2 separate regions of the Homo sapiens genome follow, and region 2 is linked to region 1. A link is a loop called in an ENCODE intact Hi-C map of the cell type or tissue named here. Cell type or tissue: adrenal gland. All regions are shown on one strand. Links, peaks and the distances in the headings refer to the core of each region. The heading gives the core; the rest is flanking DNA.

Region 1 (10,914 bases), core at 1,242-9,241:
GTGAAACCTGTCTCAAAAGAAGAAAGGAAAGGAAAGGAGAGGGGAGGGGAGGGGAGGGGAGATTGGTTTTGTTAAGGTCAAAATCACACTCTGCTAGCCGAGTTAACCAGAGAGAGGATTCTAGCCGATGGAACAGCAAGTGCAAAGGCCCTGAGGCAGAACTTGCAAGAAGGCCAGTGTGGCTGGAACAGAGTAAGCAGAAGGGGGTTCGAGATGGTTCAGAGTGGGACTGGGGATGGGAGGGGAAGTCCGATCACACAGGGCCTGCTCGGGTTTATTCTGTGTCTGATGCCCGCTATGGGAAGGATGTTTCATTTTGGAGAACCTGGGGGATGGTGGTAACAGCTTTTTTGGGATACATACAATTCACCCATTTATGGTATTACAATTCAGTGGTTTTTGTTATATTCACAGAGTTGGGTAACTATCATCACAACCCATTTTAGAATATTTTTATCACCCCAAAAAGAAACCTTATCCTTCAGCCATCACCCCTCAATTCCCCTAGCACCTGGCAACCACTACTCCACTTTGTGTCTTATTGGATTTGCCTGGGCAGTTCATATAAATAGGATCATTTAATATGTGGGGCATGGGACAGTTTTGTGCCAAATCTGATGTAAGAGGTCAAGAATTGGGAGCAGAGCTTGGGTGCAGTGGCTCGTGCCTGTAATCCCAGCACTTTTGGAGGCCGAGGCAGGCGGATCACCTGAGGTCAGGAGTTTGGCCAACGTGGTGAAACCCCGTCTCTACTAAAAATACAAAAGTATCCGGGCGTGGTGGCGCATGCCTGTAATCCCAGCTACTTGGGAGGCTGAGGCAGCAGAATTGCTGGAACCTGGAGGGTGGAGGTTGCAGTGAGCTGAGATCACGCCATTGCACTCCAGCCTGGGTAACAAGAGTGAAACTTCGTCAAAAAAAAAGAAAAAAAAAATGTGCCTAACTAGCTACTGTAACACTTGACATGGATGAAGCTGGAAAACATTAAGCTAAGTGAAAGAAGCCAGACACAAAAGGCCGGATATTGAATGATCCATTATAGGAAACATGCAGAAAAGGCAAGTGCAGAGAGACAGAAAATGATGACGGGTTGTCAGAACCCAGGGGAAATGGGAGGGAGATGATAGCTAAAGGGTACTGGGGTTCTTTCTTGTTTTGTTTTGTTTTTAGAAGACAGGGTCTCACTCTGTCTGCCAGACAGTGGTGTGATCATAGCTCATTGCAGCCTCGACTTCTTGGGCTCCAGTGATCCTCCTCCCTCAGCCTCCCGAGTATCTTGTACTACAGGTGTGCATCACCACACCTGGCCAATTTTTTTAAAAACTTTAATTTTAATTTTTTTTTTTTTTGAGACAGAATCTTGCTCTGTCGCCCAGGCTGGAGTGCAGTGGCACAATCTCGGCTCACTGCAAGCTCTGCCTCCCGGGTTCACGCCATTCTTCTGCCTCAGCCTCCCGAGTAGCTGGGACTACAGGTGCCCACCACGCCTGGCTAATCTTTTGTATTTTTTAGTAGAGACGGGGTTTCACCACGTTAGCCAGGATGGTCTCGATCTCCTGACCTCGTGATCTGCCCGCCTCGGCCTCCCAAAGTGCTGAGATTACAGGCGTGAACCACTGTGCCTGTTTTAAACCTGGCCAATTTTAAAATTATTTTTCTTCGAGACAGGGTCTCGCTATGTTGCTCAGGCTGGTCTCAAACTCCTGGCCTTGAGCAATCCTCCTGCTTCAGCCTCCTTTTTACTTGTTTTTCTTTCTTTTTTTTTTCTCTCTTTCTTGATTTCTTATTTCAATAACTTTGGTATGCCCTGGCCTTCTGAGGGGCGGGGATTACAGGCGCAAGCCACTGAACCTGGCTTGGGTTTCTTTTCTTTCTTTACTTTTTCTTTTCTTTTCTTTTCTCTTCTCTTCTCTTCTCTTCTCTTTTCCTTTTCTTTTCTGTCTTTCTTAACTTCTTTTCTTTTCTTTTTTTTTGTGAGGGAATTTCGCTCTGTTGCCCAGGCTAAAATGCAATGGCATGATCGCAATGATCTCAGCTCACTGCAACATCCACCTCCCGGGTTCAAGCGATTCTCCTGCCTCAGCCTCCCAAGTAGCTGGGACTTCAGGCACATGCCACCATGCCTGGCTAATTTTTTTGTGTGTTTTTTTTAGTAGAGACAGGGTTTCACCATGTTGGCCAGGCTGGTCTCGAACTCCTGACCTCACGTGATCCACTCGCCTTGGCCTCCCAAAGTGCTGGGATTACAGGTGTGAGTCACTGCGGCCGGCCGTATACTTTTTTTTTTTTAGTGGAGTCTCCCTCTGTCGCTAGGCTGGAGTGCAGTGACACAGTCTCGGCTCACTGCAACCTCCACCTCCCGGGTTCAAGGGATTCTCCTGCCTCAGCCTCCCAAGTAGCTGGGACTACAGGCGCACGCCACCACGCCCAGCTAATTTTTGTATTTTTAGTAGAGACAGGGTTTCCCCATGTTGGCCAGGATGGTCTCAATCTCCTGACCTCGTGATCCACCCCCCTCCTGCTCCCAAAGTGCTGGGATTACAGGCGTGAGCCACCGCGCTTGGCCGAAGTATACATTTTAAATAAGTGAATTGAATGGTATGTAAATATATGTCAACAAAGATGTTACAAAACACCTGAATGAATGACATTTACCTTGTAGTTGTAAACAGAAAAACAACGAAAATGCACAAGAATTTTTTTTTTTGAGAGAGAGAGTCTTGCTCTGTCTCCCAGGCTGGAGTGCAGTGATGCGATCTCGGCTCACTACAAGCTCCGCCTCCCAGGTTCATGCCATTCTCCTGCCTCAGCCTCCCAAGTAGCTGGGACTATAGGTGCCTGCCACCACGCCCGGCTAATTTTCGTATTTTGTTTAGTAGAGACAAGTTTCACCGTGTTAGCCAGGATGGTCTTGATCTCCTGACCTCATGATCCGCCCACCTCGGCCTCCCAAAGTGCTGGGATTACAGGCGTGAGCCACCATGCCTGGCCACACGAATGTTTATAGTGGTTTTATTCACCAAAAACTGGAAACAACCTAAATATTCTTCAAAAATGAATAGAAAAACAAACTCTGGCCCCTCCAGGCAATGGAGCACTCCTCAACATTGAAAAGGAATGAACCCGGCCAGGCGCAGTGGCTCGTACCTATAATCCCAGCACTTCGGGAGGCCAGGGCAGGAGGATTGCTTGAGGCCAGGAGTTCGTGTCCAGCCTGAGCAACATAGTGAGACCCCCATCTCCACCAAAAAAAAAAAAAAGAAAAATATCCTGGACATGGTAGGTATCACACCTGCGATCCCAGCTACTTGGGAGGCTGAGATGGGAGGATTGCTTGAGCCCAAGGTATTGAGGCTGCAGAGAGCCAAGATCTAGCTACTGCACTCCAGCCTGGTCAACAGAACAAACCCTATCTCAAAATAAAGAAATAAGGCCAGGCACAGTGGCTTACATCTGTAATCCCCGCACTTTGGGAGGCCGAGGTGGGTGGACCAGCCTGGCCAACATGGTGAAACCACATCTCTACTAAATACAAAAAATTAGCCGATGTGGTAGCGCATCCCTGTAATCCCAGCTACTTGGGAGGCTGAGGCAGGAGAATCGCTTGAACCCGGGAGGCGGAGGTTGCAGTGAGCCAAGATTGTGCTATTGCACTCCAGCCTAGGCAACAGAGCGAAGCTCCATATTGGAAACAAATTAATAAATAAAACACATAAATACATAAATAAATTTCATGCACGTACTTGTGAGGATATAACTGGTTTTTTCGATGTCTTAGGATCACACCGTATGTGGTTCTGCAGCTTGCTATCAGTGCATCTTGGAGGTGATTCTGTGTATAGTCTGTGTGGAATCCCGTTATGTGGGTGCATCCTATGTTACTTAACCAGGCCTGCGTGGCTCCTCCTAATGAAGATGAAAGAATGTCTTTGCCCACGTGCATTTTCACATACATGTGGAGGGTAAGTACCTGGAAATGAATCTCTGGGCTGAAGGGTACATGTATCTGTAACAGGTCATTTGATAGGTTCACCCCAATTGCTCTCCAAACGGGCTGTGCTGATTTTTACTCTCTGGTAGCATAGGAGGAGACCCCCTGTTTCCATGTAGCTTTGCTACTGTGCGATCTCACTATGTTTATTTTATTGTGCCTGGTTACCAATGAGGTCGAACATTACTAGTCATTCATATTCCTCTTCTGTGTTGGTACAAACCTTTTGACCATTTTCCTCCTGTGCTGTTTGTCATTTTCTTGTTTATTTGTAGTAGCTCTTTATTTATTGTGGATCCACAGTCTGTCATACATGTCACAAACATTCCCCCCAGGCTGCTTTTGTCTTTTGACTTTGTATGTGGTATCTTTTTTCAGGAAGAAGGGTTTAGTGTTTTGCTTTCTGTTAGTCTTTCTTCATTGTATATTATGGCCTTTGGGAAGGTTTATCCAGGACAAAATGTTTATAAAAATAGAGCAGGCAGTTTATAAAAGAAATGGATGAAGGGAGAGACTAACGTCAGAGCTTCCCTCTTCCCCACTACATCCTGTAGAACGGGGCTTTAAGGAGCTATTTCTGCTGTTCTTCTCCCTCCCATATTAAATAAAATGATGTATATTAAATAAAAACAGATGTTTTGTAGATAAGAAAACAGGTGGAGCCATTGTGGCTCCAGCCGGTTGCGCGGGCCCTCGGACCCTCAGGGAGGCGAGGGTTCGAGGGCACGAGTTCGAGGCCAACCTGGTCCACATGGGTTGAAAAAAAAAAAAAAATTAAAAAAAAAAAAAAAGGCCGGGCGCGGTGGCTCACGCCTGTAATCCCAGCACTTTGGGAGGCTGAGGCGGGCGGATCACGAGGTCAGGAGATCGAGACCATCCTGGCTAACACGGTGAAACCCCGTCTCTACTAAAAATACAAAAAAAATTAGCCGGGCGTAGTGGCGGGCGCCTGTAGTCCCAGCAACTCGGGAGGCTGAGGCAGGAGAATGGCGTGAACCCGGGAGGCGGAGCTTGCAGTGAGCCAAGACAGCGCCACTGCAGTCCAGCCTGGGCGAAAGAGCGAGACTCCGTCTCAAAAAAAAAAAAAAAGAAAAAGAAAACAGGTCTGTGTGTGTGTAAGTGTGTGTGTGTGTGTGTGTGTGTGTGTGTGTGTGTGTGTGTGTGTTGGGGCTGTGTGGACGACAGGGAGGTAGGGAGAGGTAAAAATGAAAGCCATCTGCCAAGGAACCTCATCTCCGCAGCCTCTGACTCAGTAACTTTCCACTCAGTAACTGAAGGAAACTGCTGGAAATGGGGAGGAAGCTGTTAATGCCTGGAGCTGGCCACCAGGGCATCGGGCAGATTCCTGGATACCCGGGGGTGAGGGTGTTTACAGCTACTCAAGGACAAACTCGGTGGCCTGGACACTCAGTGCCTTCAGGAAGTCCTTGGTATTTAATTGCCTGGGAAAATGCATCTGTTCCCATGTGCGAAATGGGGAATCCACAGCAAAGGTGTTTGTGTGCCTCACTGCACGGAAACTGCATTTCGCGTCTGAATTTTATGTCAAGAGAAAAGCTTAAAAGTACAGAACTCAGCCAGGCGCGGTGGCTCACACCTGTAATCCCAGCACTTTGGGAGGCCGAGGCAGGCGGATCACTAGGTCAGGAGTTCGGGACCAGCCTGGACAATATGGTGAAACCGCATCTCTACTAAAAATACAAAAAAAATTAGCCGGGCGTGGTGGCACGTGCCTGTAGTCCCAGGTACTCAGGAGGCTGAAGCAGGAGAATCGTTTGAACCCGGGAGGTGGAGGTTGCAGTGAGCTGAGATCGTGCCACTGCACTCCAGCCTGGGTGACAGAGCGAGACTCCATCTCAAAAAAAAAAAAAAAAAAAAAAGAAGAAAGAAAAAAATGCAGCACTGACGCATGCTACAACATGAGTGAACCTCGAAGATGTGATGCTGAGTGAAAGAAGCCAGACACAAGAGGCCACCTAGCACAGAATTCCATTCACATGAAATGTACAGCACAGAGACAGATGGTAGATTAGTGGTTGCCCGAGGCTGGGGGAAGAGGAGAGCAGGGAGTGTTTACTTAATGTTTGTGGAGTTTCATTTTTGGGTGATAAAAATGCTCTGGGCTGGGCATAGTGGCTCACGTCTAATCCCAGATTTGGGAGGCTGAGGCAGGAGGATCATTTGAGCCGAGGAGTTTGAGACCAGCGTGAGTAAAATAGCAAGGCCCTGTCTCTATGAAAAAAATAAATAAATAAATAAATAAAAATTAAATTCAACTAGCCAAGCATGGTGGCTCCTGCCTGTAATCCCAGCTACTTGGGAGGCTGAGGTGGGAGGATCATTTGAGCCCAAGAGTTGGACGCGAGGCTGCAGTGAGCTGTGATCACACCACTGCACTCTAGCCTGGGAGACAGAGCGAGACCCTATCTCAAAAAAAAAAAAAAAAAAAGAAAAAAGGATCGGGTGAGTGGAGGGAACTTTGAGGACAGGCCAACAGGTGCAGCAAACCACCATGGCACACATATACCTACGTGACAAACCTGCACGTTCTGTACATGTATCCTGTTTTTTTTTTAGAAGAAATAAAGAAAAAAAAAGAATTGTACATGTTGCTAACACATAAAATTGATGTATCTTCTGTGCTCAATGACTCAGTCTAGTGGCGGAAAAAATGACCCACATTCACGGTGTGACGTATTCTACAGTAGAAACTTATAGCTAGTGTCATTAGTCATCAATAATTTATCTATGCTAATTTTATGCTTTTTATAAATCTGAACTGTCAACTGTGTGTATGATTTCTTCCTCTTATCATAGATTTCATATTAAATAAAATGTAATACATCAGTATTTAATCTCCTAAATTTGATAACTATGCTATACATATATATATATACATATCTATATGTGTGTATATATATAAAAGTATCTTTGTTGATGGCATTAGAGGACACTGAAGAACAACATCCAAAAGATTATTATTTCTTTTTTTGAGACAGAGCCTTGCTCTGTGGCCAGGCTGGAGTGCAGTAGCGTGATCTCGGCTCACTGCAACCTCTGCCTCCTCAGTGCAAGCGATTCTCCTGCCTCAGCCTCACAAGTAGCTGGGACCACAGGCATGTGCCACCACACCCAGTTAATTTTTTTTGTACTTTTAGCAGAGACAGGGTTTCACCATGTTGGCCAGGATGGTCTCGAACTCCTGAGCTCAAGTGGTCTGCCCGCCTCAGCCTCCCAAAGTGCTGGGATTACAGGTGCAAGCCCCTGCGCCTGGCCTTCTTCCTCTTCTTCTTCTTTTTTTTTTTTGAGATGGAGTTTTGTTTTTGTTACCCAGGCTGGAGTGCAATGGCACGATCTCGGCTCACTGCAACCTCCGCCTCCCGGGTTCAAGCGATTCTTCTGCCTCAGCCTCCCAAGTAGCTGGGATTACAGGCATGGGCCACCACGCCCGGCTAATTGTGTTTCTTTGTTTGTGACAGAGTCTTGCTGTGTCGCCCAGGCTGGAGTGCAATGGCGTGATCTCGGCTCACTGCAACCTCTCCCTCCCGGGTTCAATCGACTCTTCTGCCTCAGCCTCCCAAGTAGCTGGGATTACAGGCATGCGCCACCACGCCTGGCTAATTGTCTGTTTCTTTGTTTGTGACAGAGTCTTGCTGTGTCGCCCAGGCTAGAGTGCAATGGCGTGATCTCGGCTCACTGCAACCTCTGCCTCCCAGGTTCAAGCAACCCTCCTGCCTCAGCCTCCCGAGTAGCTGGGACTACAAGCGCCTGCCACCACGCTTGGCTAATTTTTGTATTATTAGTAGGGACAGGGTTTCGCCATATTGGCCAGATTGGCCTCAAACTCCTGACCTCAGGTGATCCACGTGGCTCGGCCTCCCAAAGTGCTGAGATGACAGACGTGGGCCGCTGCACCCAGCAGTGATGGTTTATTGTATGTGTCAACTTGATTGGGTTAAGGGGTGCCCACATAGCTGGTAAAACATTATTTCTGTTTGTGTCTGCACAGGTGTTTCAGGAAGAGATACAAAATACAAAAGTTAGCCAGATGTGGTGGTGGGCACCTGTAGTCCCACCTACTTGGGAGGCTGAGGCAGGAGAATGGTGTGAACCCATAGGTGGAGGTTGCAGTGAGCCGAGATCGTGCCACTGCACTCCAGCCTGGGCGACACAGCAAGACTCTGTCAAAAACAAAAACAAAAAAACAAAAAAACAAATACAAACAAACAAACAAAACCCCATCACAGTAATGATGGAAGTAGTTTTGGAGGTGGCAAAAGCTGTAGTAATCTTGGCCATAACAGCAATCAGTCTTCGAATTTTGGATCCATGAAGGGAGGAGGATTTGGAGGCAGAAGCCCTGGCCCCTATGGTGATGGAGGCCAATATTTTGCCAAAACATGAAACCAAGATGGCTATGGCAGTTCCAGCAGCCCTGGTGGCCAGGGCGGTGGCAGAAAGCTTTAGTTACTTTGGGGAAATGAAGCTTAGCCAGCAGACAGAGCCAGGGAAATGACAGGGAAGCTCAGGTTACAAACAGACTTGTGAACTCAGCCAGGCACAGGGGTGGCAGGGCCTGTCTGTTATGAAGAAGGTGTGTTTTTTGTGTTTGTTTGCTTTTTTTGAGACGGAGTCTCGCTCTGTCGCCCAGGCTGGAGTGCAGTGGCGCGATCTCGGCTCACTGCAAGCTCCACCTCCCGGGTTCACGCCATTCTCCTGCCTCAGCCTCCTGAGTAGCTGAGATTTACAGGTGCCAGCCACCACGCCCGGCTAATTTTTTTTAATATTTTTTAGTAGAGACGGGGTTTCACCGTGTTAGCCAGGATGGTCTTGATCTCCCAACCTTGTGATCCGCCTGCCTCGGCCTCCCAAAGTGCTGGGATTACAGGCATGCGCCACCGCGCCCGGCCGTGTTTGATTTGAGACAGGCTCTCACTCTGTTGACAAGGCTGGAGTGCAGTGGCATGATCACAGCTCACTGCAGTCTCAACCCCTGGGCTCAAGCAATCCTCTCACCCCAGCTTCCCGAGTAGCTGGGACCACAGGTGCGTGCCGCCATGCCTGCCTATTTTTTTTTTTTTTTTTTGAGACACAGTCTCCCTCCATCGCCCAGGCTGGAGCTCACTGCAAGCTCTGCCTCCTTAGTTCATGGGAGTCTCCTGCCTCAGCCTCCCGAGTACCTGGGATTACAGGCGTGAACCACCACATCCGGCTATTTTTAAAATATTTTTAGTCGAGATGGGGTTTCACTATGTTGGTCAGGCTGGTCTTGAACTCCTGACTTCAAATCATCCACCCACCTCAGCCTCCCAAGGTGCTGGGATTACAGGCGTGAGCCACCACCCTCGGCTCCTGATTTTTTAATATTTTTTAAAGACGAAGTTCCACTATGTTGCCTAGGCTGATCTCAAACTCCCTGGCTTAAGCAATCCTCCCGCCTTAGCCTTCCAAAGTGCTGGGATTGCAGGCATGAGCCACCATACCCAGTGGAAGATGTATTGGAGACAATACTCATGTATATGGACAAAAAACAAAAACAAAAAACTCCAGGACTGTATTTGTGACTAATCGTATAACAGGTTATTTCAGTTTCTCTTCTGTGGAAAGTGCAAAGCATTCCAACAAAGGGTTTTAATGTAGATTTTTGTTTTGCACCCATGCTGTTGATGGCTAAATATAAGTGTCTGATGATAATGTTGAATAAAAAAAAAAAAAACAAAAAAAAAACCTTAGAGGAAGTTTTGCTATAAAGGGAGAAGAGAAATAGTCGCTAGAGGGGGGAATGAGATTGGAGGGTGTTTGGTGGAGTGGATGATATCACAGCAGGTTTTTGTTTTGTTTTGTTTTGTTTTGTTTTGAGACAGATGCCCAGGCTGGAGTGCAGTTGTGCGATCTCGGCTCACCGCAACCTTTGCCTCCTGGGCTCCAGCGATTCTCCTGCCTCAGCCTCCCAACTAGCTGGGACCACAGGCGCCCGCCACCATACCCCGCTAATTTTTTGTATTTTTAGTGGAGACTGGGTTTCGCCATGTTCGTCAGGCTGGTCTCAAACTCCTGACCTCAAGTGATCCGCCCGCCTCAGCCTCCCAAAGTGCTGTGATTACAAGTGTGAGCCACCGCGCTCAGCTCAAATCATCAGTTTTATGCTGATGGGGATGATGCAACAGACAAGGGGAAACCGGAAGATGCAGGAAAGAGATGGGAGAGGGATGGAAGGCGCAGCTGGGATTATCCAAGCACACGAGAGGCATCTGGGAGGAAGGGGTGCGTGGGCGCCAAGGCAGGTGGTGGTGGTGTTGGTGTGGGGAGTTCCCAAAAGTCCCTACTCCAATGACTTCCTTCTTCTCAGTGAAATGGGAAGCAAGAGTAAGTCTCAGTCAGCTGAGAGTGACAGCCACTCAAGTTGGTGCCCTTAAGACCACGCGGGTGGTGGAGCCTGTGGAGTGGAGATCACCTGTCTTTTATTTTCTTTTAAGACATGGGGGCCAGACGTGGTAGCTCATGCCTGTAATCCAAGCACTTTGGGGGGCCGAGGCAGGCGGATCATCTGAGGTCAGCCTGGCCAGCATGGTGAAACCCCATCTCTACTAAAAATAAAAAAGTTAGCCGGGCATGGTGGTGCACGCCTGTAATCTCAGCTACTTGGGAGGCTGAAGCAGAGGCCGCAGTGAGCTGAGATCGTGCCACTGCACTCCAGCCTGCGTGACAAGAGCGAGACTCCATCTCAAAAAAAAAACAAACCAAAAAACTTAAAAATACTCTGGGGTGGCAAACGAAATGTGGTGGCTGGATGGAGCCCTCAGGCCATGTGTTTGCAACCCTGGTGCAACTGCACTAAAGCACAGGCCAGAGTCAGTTCTGGGCTTTTGAGGGGCTCCAGGGTTTAGAGAACAGAAAGTCGAAGAGGAACCTGAGAAAGCCAC
Region 2 (9,457 bases), core at 1,458-9,457, 200 kb after region 1:
GGGCCCCCCTCCTGGCTCTCGCTCTGCCCCCGGGGGTGAGGACACCTGGATTCTGATCCAGCACCTGTGGCCCTGTCCTTCTGTCTCAGCCTCCCATCTGTGCGCCCCTCCTTCCCTCCCTCGCCCCTCCCTGCTCTCTCCCCACCTGCCTTAGCTACCTCCATCCGTGCACCCCTCCATCGCTCCTCTTGTTCCTGTCCCCTTCATCTGTCCCTCCCTCCACCAGCCCCTGGCCACCCCATTCACGCGCCCTTCCACCCTCGCACCTGTTACCGGGGCCCGCCCTCTCGCCCCCACCTCGGGACCCAGACGTATCCTAACCTACCCCCACAGCCCCCACTCCCGCGCGTCTTTTAACCCCTTCCCCGCCGCAACCATGTCCAACAACATGGCCAAGATTGCCGAGGCCCGCAAGACGGTGGAACAGCTGAAGCTGGAGGTGAACATCGACCGCATGAAGGTGCTGGGTCGGGGTGGGGAATAGGGCGGGGGTTCTGGGCCTGCGGTCTGTCCGGGGCTGTGTCGGCCCGGCTCGGAGCCATAGTGCAAGGATGCCCCTGGGAACAGGGCTGGGCAAGGGGCGGGGCAGGGCAGGAGGAGGGGCCAGGACGAGGGGAGGGGCAGAACAGGGGAGGGGCCAGGACGAGGGGAGGGATGGGGCAGGGGAGGGGCCAGGACGAGGGGCGGGGTAGGACAGGGGAGGGGCCAGGACGAGGGGGCGGAGTAAGACAAGGGGAAAGGCCTGTATGGGGCGGGGCAAGGTGGGAGGAGGGGACAGGGCAAGAGGCGGGGCCTAAGTGGGCGGCTCCAAGGAGCCGGGCAGGGCGGTGACATCTCCACCCGGGTGCTCGCAGGTGTCGCAGGCAGCAGCGGAACTCCTGGCTTTCTGCGAGACGCATGCCAAAGATGACCCGCTGGTGACGCCAGTACCCGCCGCGGAGAACCCCTTCCGCGACAAGCGCCTCTTTTGTGTTCTGCTCTGAGCCCTCCGGACAGCTTACCCTCCCCTGCCAAAGTATGGATCCAATAAACTTGGTAACTGTGGTGGTGCCTGTGCTTTCAGGGAGACTGAGGCACGCACAGAGCTTGGGGCCACCGTAGGGGAAGCTGTGTCCGTTCTCATTCCTTCTGAGTGTGTGTGTTGGGGGTAGGGGTGGACGTGGAGGGAGTACGACTCCACCAAAGCTTCGGAGGAGATGAGTATTCGGTGCTCTCTCCTCCACGGTCGATCCTGAACTTAATGGTCCCGACAGCCCCAGAAGACAGCTAACTACTTGTATGATACCCAAGAGGAAACTGAGCCAAAGGAAGTCCTTTATTCAGAGTCACAAAGCTAGGCGGTAACAGAGCGCTGACGGGGGTACTCCAGTGCTCCCTGAACCCCTCCGCCATCCTCTCTCCTCTCCTCCCCACTGGCTTGGACATTCTTAGGGTCCCCAGTCCCCATCCCACACTTCTCACCCCCTTAACGACTCCTGTTTTCACACCTGGTTCCCCTCTACCGCAGGCCCACTTCTGTCCTAAAGCCCTGCACTTTTTCCCTGCTCACTTGTTCATTCACTCATTCATTCTTCCAAACACTCCCTGAGTACCTACTCTCTGACCAGCGCTGGGCAATGCTAGGGACATGGCTGTGACCAAGACAGCCTTGGCTCTGCCCTGCCCTGCCCTCTTGGGGCTCAGAGTCCAGTAGGAGAGAAAGACCTGTCCCCAGATGGTAAAAACCCAGAGTGCGCAGTGCTGGGTGGGGGAGCGCAGAGATAACTCCTGACTCAGCTTGGAGGTAAGGGAGGGCTTCCTGGAGGAGGTGACATCTGAGCTGGAACATGGTGGTAATAAAATTTGGGGACCCAGAAGAGAGAAACATGGCTAGAGGGAGGGAGAGGAAAGAAAATAATGAGTACATTCCTTCATTCTTCTTCTATTTTGTCATTTTTCTGGAGACAAAGGGATGACTGTGACAGCTCTGGTTCCTGCCCTCTGTTTTCCAATTCACATACTGCTGGCCTGCAGGACATACGTAGCTTGCAGATCTATCTATCTATCTATCTATCTATCTATCTATCTATCTATCTATCTATAGAGAGAGAGAGAGAGAAAGAGAGAGAGAGAGAGACGGAATCTCGCTCTGTCACCCAGGCTGGAGTGCAGCGGCAGGATCTTGGCTCACTGCAACCTCCGCCTCCCAGGTTCAAGGAATTCTCCTGCCTCAGCCCCCCAAGTAGCTGGGATTACAGGCATGCACCATCACGCCCAGCTAATTTTTGTATTTTTAGTAGAGGTGGGGTTTCACCATGTTGGCCAGGCTGGTCTTGAACTCCTGACCTCAAGTGATCCGCCTGCCTCGGCCTCCCAAGTGCTGGGATTACAAGCGTGACCCACCCGCCTGGCCGCAGTTATATTTTTATGGCTTTACATGATGTTTAAAGATGTTCTTGACTTGGCTGCCAATTGAAAAACACAGATATTTCACATCAAAGTCCATATTCCTCTGGAATTGCAAAGTCTTCTTTGAAATTGTAAGGTCTGGTGACGCATAGGCTGTGAGACGGTGCCTGGGCTTTCCAGCTCACCAAAGTCCCCACCATGCCCTATTGTCTTCTGGTCAAGGAAGCTGGGGACCAGTTGCCATTTAACCTGAAGCCTGTGTCGGGGGCTTCTTATGGAGGAATGAGAAATAAAATGGCTGGGCGTGGTGGGTCACGCCTATAAATCCAGCACTTTGAGAAGCCGAGGTGGGCAAATCACTTGAGGTCAGGAGTTCAAGATTAGCCTGGCCAACATGGTGAAACCCCGCCTCTACTAAGAAGACAAAAATTAGCTGGGCATGGTGGCATGAACGTGTAATCCCAGCTACTCAGGAGGCTGAGGTAGGAGAATCGCTTGAACCTGGGAGGTGGAGGTTGCAGTGAGACAAGACCACGCCACTGCACTCCAGCCTGGGCAATAGAGTGAGACTCTATTTCAAAAGAAAAAAAAGCAAAGAAAAGAAAAGAAAAATGAAATGTTCTGTGTCTCCATTGAAAATGGGGAGAATGCAGGCCAGGGAAGCTGTAGGTTTGGCCAATTATTTTACCTGGTTGGCCCAAGGGCTGGAGGATCACCCCCTCTCCTCTCCCTCATCTCTTCTTATCTTGTCTAATACTCAGGCTCCCCAGCTTGGGGCTGGTGGAGGCTGGACCCTGGGTCTGGCTGGAGGTGGCTTGCTGGGCCTCCCCTCCACAGGGGGAATGTGCACAAGTCTGCTCCATTATTCACATTGGATTAGGGTCCCCCGGGCCCCTACTCTGAGTTTCCTGTAGGATCCAGGCAGGAGCGTCTGTAATTACATCTCCCTCCTGCTTCCCACCTCTGAGCTGGCTTGGCTCCGGCCTGGTTGCATCATGTCTGTGGGAGCCCCGGGGGAGACGGGGGACAGGGAGTGAGCCAGAGATGAGCTAGGGTGTGGAGGAGGAGCGGGGAGAGAAGCTGGGCAGGAAGGAGCTAGAAGGATTCCAGAATTCACAGATCCTGCATCCTTACAGCTCAGAACCTGAAATGCAAAGGAATCTAGGATCCCAGGACCTCTGAGGGCTGGAATTCCAGCATCTTTCAATCCTATGGGGCCAAGATCCTGGGGTCCTGCACCCTAGGATTCCAGAGTTCAGCATCTCAGAAGAAGTGTAAGGAGTTCCTGAGCCTAGGCTCTTGGGAGCTAGATCCTTCGAGCCCTGGAATCTCAGAGCTGCGTAGTGCAAACCCTTCCTCCTTCACATTCCTGGTCCTGGGGGACAGAAACTATGGAGATGTAAGCAGCTGAATGGGACCTGGGTTGGGGGAAGGGAGGGCTGGTGGGAGTGGGACACAGAGGGGACCAGAAGGAGGTGTCTTTCTGGAGGGGGAGGATGGGGAACTGAGGCTACGGGAAAGGAGAAGTCAGAAGTCACAATCCAGGAGGGACAGGGCAGGTCCCTGCGTGCCCAGCCTCCATGAGAACAGATCCGAATAATCTTATTAAATTTACTGCCTTGTAGCAGCACCAGCTTCTGGTCACCAGCTGCTGCTTCCTGCCACCCCCAGGGGTGAAGTCAGCTCTGGGGCCAGGCCCATGCTGGGGGTCAGAGACAGGCCAAGAGGTAGAGGTGCATGCAGGGCGAGGTGCTTGTTCCTCCAGACCCCAAGGGCTCTCAGCTGCCCTGTTTCAGGCTGTCTTCCCTCTGCACCCACATCGCACGCTGCACCCCAACCCAGGCGCTCAGAGCAGCGCTTGGCTTGGCCGAAGGAGTACAGCGGGGGAGGGAAAGCCTAGAGCCAGCAGGAGCTGCAATCTTGGCCATCGCTTCCTAGGGGAACAGTTCAACAGTCCCATCTTGCTCAATGCTCACGATAGCCCTCAAGGTGACTCTGTTTATCCCCATTTTACAGACAAGGAAAACAGGCATGGGGCCGGGCGCAGTAGCTCATGCCTGTAATCCCAGCACTTTGGAAGGCCAAGGCAGGCGGATCATTTGAGGTCAGGAGTTCAAGACAGCCTGGCCAACATGGTGAAACCCCGTCTCTACTAAAAATACAAAAATTAGCTGAGCATGGTGGCGTGTACCTGTAATCCCAGCTACTCGGGAGGCTGAGGCACGAGAATCGCTTGAACCCAGGAGGCAGAGGTTGCAGTGAGCCGAGATCGCACCAGTGCACTCCAGCCTGAGGACAGAGCAAGACTCCATCTCAAAAAAAAAAAAAAAAAAAAAAAAAAGAGAGAGAGAGAGAGAGAAACAGGCATGGAGAGGTAACCAGCTGGGGTTTGAGACTGGAATGGGAGTGGGAGGATCTGATGGACGACCGCTCAGGAGAGGCTCAGGGGGTGACCAAGAGGCCTTGAAGGCTAGGAAATGAGGGGATCCCCAGGTGAGGGGCACGGCCCATTCAGAGGCAGGGTAGGCAGGAGACTGGGTTATGCCCCCTGGAGCAAGGTGAGGTGCAGCCACCAGAAGGTAGGCCAGGGCCCATTTGCGGTGGAGGGCAGTGAGTGGATAGAGAAAGGAGGCCTCTGGCTCTGGATGCTGGAACCAGCCAAGGCGAGACAGGTCTGGGACACACATAGCAGTTTCTCAAAGCAGTGAGAGGGCACAGCAGGCAGACGGGAGGCCTGGCAGGCACGAGCAGCTGGTGGTGCGTGTGTGCAGAACATGAGATAAGGCCCACTTCCTCCCAGGGCCAGAGCCAGGAGGACGGAAACCAGGGAGTCCGGAGAGGGTCAGGCCCAGGGCAAGCCAGGATCTTAGGTCTGCGGCACTTCCAGATGCAGGCCTGGGCTGGGCGTGATGGGTCAAGCCTGTAATCCCAGCACTTTGTGAGGCCAAGTTGGGCGGATCACTTGAGGTCATGAGTTCGAGACCAGCCTGGCCAACATGGCGAAATCCCGCCTCTACTAAAAATACAAAAATTAGTCAGGCATGGTGGCGGGCACCTGAAGTCCCAGCTACTCAGGAGGCTGAGGCAGGAGCATCGCTTGAGCTCGGGAGGTGGAGGTTGCAGTGAGCTGAGATCTCGCCACTGCACTCCAGCCTGGGCGACAGAGCGAGATTCCATCTCAGAACAACAACAACAAAAAAAAACAGATGCAGGCACCCCTGCTCAGGATCCCCACACTGGGTGGACAAACCTGTTTGAGAACACTCTTCCTGGGCTGTGCCCTCTGAGCCCCTCTGTGTCCCCAGCTCTTAGCACACAGTAAACTGCTGGTTACGGTTTGTTGAATGAATAATATCAACAGCTATTTGAGGGCTTCCTGGGAGGCAGGCAGGGGGAACTGTCTCTTATCTTCACATAACACCCCAACAAGGTCAAGGCAGCCATTTGACGAAGAACATCAAAGCTTTGCTAGGGGAAGTCATTTTCTCAGGTCACATGGTGACTGACTGGTGAGTGGTGGAGATGAACTTCAAAACCCATCCTCAGCCAGGCGCGGTGGCTCACGCCTGTAATCTCAGCACTTTGGGAGGCCAAGGCAGGCAGATCACTTGAGGTCAGGAGTTCAAGACCAGCTTGGCCAACATGGCGAAATCCCATCTCTACTAAAAATACAAAAATTAGCTGAGCATGGTGGCTCGCACCTGTAGTCCCAGCAACTTGGGAGACTGAGGCAGGAGAATCGCTTGAACCTGGGAGGCAGAGGTTACAGTGAGCGGAGATGGCACCACTGCACTCCAGCCTGGGCAACAGAGTGAGACTCCATCTCAAACAAACAAACAAACAAACAAACAAAAAAACCAAAAACCATTCTCGGCCAGGTGCCATGGTTCATGCCAGTAATCCCAGTGCGTTGGGAGGCCAAGGTGGGAGGATCACTTGAGCCCATGAATTTGAGACCAGCCTGGACAACATAGTGGGATCCTATCTCTACAAAACAATAAAAGTATTAGCTGGGCATGGTGGTGAGCACTTGTGGTCCCAGCTATCTGGGAGGCTGAGGTGGGAAGATTGCTTAAGCCTGGGAGGTAGAGGTTGCAGTGAGCTGAGATCGTGCCACTGCACTCCAGCCTGGGTGACAGAGTGAAACCCTGTCTCAAAAAAACTAGGTTGCGCACGGTGGCTCACACCTGTAATCCCAGAACTTTGGGAGGCTGAGGCCGGCGGATCACCTGAGATCAGGAGTTTGAGACCAGCCTGGCCAACATAGTGAAATCCCATCTGTACTAAAATACAAAAATTAGCTGGGCGTGGTGGCAGGTGCCTGTAATCCCAGCTACTCGGGAGGCTGAGGCAGGAGAATCACTTGAACCTGGGAGGTGGAGGTTGTGGTGAGCCGAGATGGCACCACTGCACTCCAGCCTGGGCAAAAGAGCAAGACTCCATCTCAAAAACAAAACAAAACTACAACATAGCTGTGTGCCCATGTGCACACAGAGTCCCACGAGCTCACAATACACATATACACACAATACACACGCAAACACAATCAATGCTGAGAAAAATGCTCACTTAGGTCACATGGGCCGCACTAACTCTACAGAGAGTCACAATCCGGTTACACACCCACAGTCCCCAGCACACTAGCCTCAATCTCTCTCCCCTCCCGGGTGCTGTGTGTGCGTCCCTAATCTCAGTGGTCTCTGAGCTGTCCTTCCTCTTTTTCCCTGCTGCTTCAGGGTCCCCCTCAGGGAGGCCTGGTCCTGTTCCTCGCCATGGGTGGAGAGAGTGTGAGATGGAGGCTACGGACCCACGCCCCCAGGGCAGTTCCTTCCATAGCTCCGCCCACCCTGGAAGCTGCCCCTGGCACAACGCACCGTGGGTGATTTCTCACCCCAAGGCACCTGGCTGGGGAGTGGAACCCCCGTGTGGACCCTGCTGTGGGCTTGGCCCGGCTAGCTGGGGCCACGGCCAAGCAGGAGGCTGGGTTTCAGGGCAAGGTGACTGAGGCATGTCTGGCGCCAGTACGGACTCTGGGGAACTCAGTCCCCTCATTAGGAGGGAGTCACAGTCACTGCCACCCCTACCTGCTCCTGATGCAGGAACACAGAACCGATCCTGGGGTTGCGAGGGCTCATGACTCCTAGTGGCATCGGCGGGGAAACTGAGGCCTGAGGCCAGGCGTGGTGGCCTATAATCCCAGCACTTTGGGAAGCCGAGGTAGGCAGATCACTTGAGTCCAGGAGTTTGAGACCAGCCTGGGTGACACAGTGAAACCCTGTCTTTACAAAAATACAAAAATTAGCTAGCGTGGCAGTGGGTGCCTGTAGTCCCAGCTACTCAGGAGGCTGAGGTGGGAGGATCGCTTGAACCCCAGAGGTAGAGGTTGCAGTGAACCGAGATTGCAGCACTACACTCCAGCCTGGGTGACAGAGCAAGACCCTGTCTCAAAAACAAACGAACAGCCAGGCAAGGTGGTTCACGCCTGTAATCCCAGCACTATGGGAGGCCGAGGCGGGCGGATCACCTGAGGTCAGGCGTTCAAGACCAGCCTGGCCAACATGGTGAAACCCCACCTCTACTAAAAATATAAAAATTGGGCGCAGTGGCACATGCCTGTAATCCCAGCTACTCGGGAGGCTGAGGCACGAGAGTCGCTTGAACCCGGGAGGCGGAGGTTGCAGTGAGCTGAGATCATGCCAGTGTACTCCAGCCTGGGTGACAGAGCAAGATTCCATCTCAAAACAAAAACAAACAAGCAAAAAGAAAAACAACAACAAAAAAGAAACTGAGGCCTGGAAGGGACAAGGGTTTGACTGTGGTCCCACTGGGCATGGGAGCAGAGGGGACTTCCTGAATGTTAACCGTCCTTGTAACAGGAAGCGAGAGAGGGAGTCTCCGGGAACCAGAGGCCCCCCCGATGCCGAAACAAGATGCACGCCTGCCAGGCATCATCCTTCATTAATATGATATAACTTCCTGAGTTCCCTCTGGTCTGTCTGGGGACCTCACGGCATGAGGCGGGACAACGTGGCAGGACCTGGAGCCCACATGTACAGGCACCCCCAGAGCAGGGCTGGGGGGTCCCTTAGGGAGCCACGGTGGGGCTGGAACTTGGGCGTCCATCCTGCTGGAAGCTGCGGGTGCCAGCTGGGCAAGGGTGATAGGGAGATGGGGGGGAGGGGCAAAGGGGTTGTGGTCACACACCGGGGTACAGAGGGCAAGACGGCAGCTGCCCACAGTCCAGTCCTTGGGTTGGACACATCCCTCCTGGCCTTGGACAAGAGACACCCGCACAGCCTCTCTCCTTGTTACAAAGACCAATCTGGGATGTGCTGCAGGCCGAGGCTGGCCACCAGGTCCCTGAGGCCCGTGTTACCCCACGCACAGAGAAGGAGGCTGAAGTCTACCAGCTCCCTCTCCTCACCTGGGACCATCTCGCAGCAAGAAAAAAGGTGGTCAGATGGAAACAGGAAGCCAAGTCGAATGGATCTGAGACCGTCCCCCTGAGAAACAGCGGGGCTCAGAGAGGGTCTCTGAGGTTTTATCTGGCCCTTTTGGGCTGGGAGGCTGCCTGGGAAGCCACCGACTCCGTGGGAAGGGAGACCCGTGAACGCTGTGCGGGTAGCGGGAACATGTGGGTCTGTCACACTGGCCCGAGGCTGCAGCGGTGGTGGCTTGGCTGTGTTTGGGGAGGGTGGGGGACACATGGCAGCAATGTTGGAGCTGTGGACAGCTTCCTGTGATCAAAATATGATTCCTGAAGGTCAAGGTCACCAGAGCTTGGCCTGGGGCCTAGGGGTGCTGTGCGAGAAGTCGGACGGTGGCCCAGTGCTACCTTTCCATCATGGGCCATGGAAGTCTCCCAAGCCTGTCCCTGACAACTGGACACCAAATACACCCCTTCATGCTTTCTTCTCGGGTCTCTGCAGGGTGAGCTGGGTGCCCAGGGACAGGCTCGAGGGACTGGCATGTCTCTCTCTGGCCAAGCCTCCTTCCTCAGCTTTCTGGAAGGAGTGAATTGTGTCCAGGGACCAGAACTCTCAGTGGTGTCTGGAAAACACTACATCAG

What was found. Hi-C counts contacts between places; a loop is a spot of excess contacts. Peaks named below come from ENCODE experiments on the same cell type or tissue, not always from the same donor. Only the 100,000 strongest peaks of a DNase experiment are listed, where the experiment ranks them.
Region 2: a loop joins it to region 1, with 2.1 times the contacts of the local background. A loop is called at or near these places in 3 of 110 quality-filtered maps.

Annotation. Positions count from the first base shown.
Region 1 is chr19:46,824,438-46,835,351 of GRCh38, reverse strand. It overlaps SNAR-E (small NF90 (ILF3) associated RNA E), which reads left to right and starts at 4,648; the gene lies at 4,648-4,767. In adrenal gland, for the core only: a CTCF peak has its summit at 5,338; a DNase peak (open chromatin) is centred at 5,296; H3K4me3 peaks cover 689 bases; H3K27ac peaks cover 618 bases.
Region 2 is chr19:46,625,602-46,635,058 of GRCh38, reverse strand. GNG8 (G protein subunit gamma 8) reads left to right here. Exons shown (of 3, transcript NM_033258.2): 2 at 334-460; 3 at 855-1,106. The coding sequence starts at 377. The coding sequence ends at 983. Among named protein-coding and RNA genes, the nearest start is that of PTGIR, 5.2 kb to the right of the region's middle. RefSeq lists a silencer at 539-848 and an enhancer at 9,255-9,457. In adrenal gland, for the core only: no CTCF peak of the experiment used is centred there; DNase peaks (open chromatin) are centred at 3,224, 4,062, 5,088, 8,458 and 3 weaker places; H3K27ac peaks cover 3,633 bases.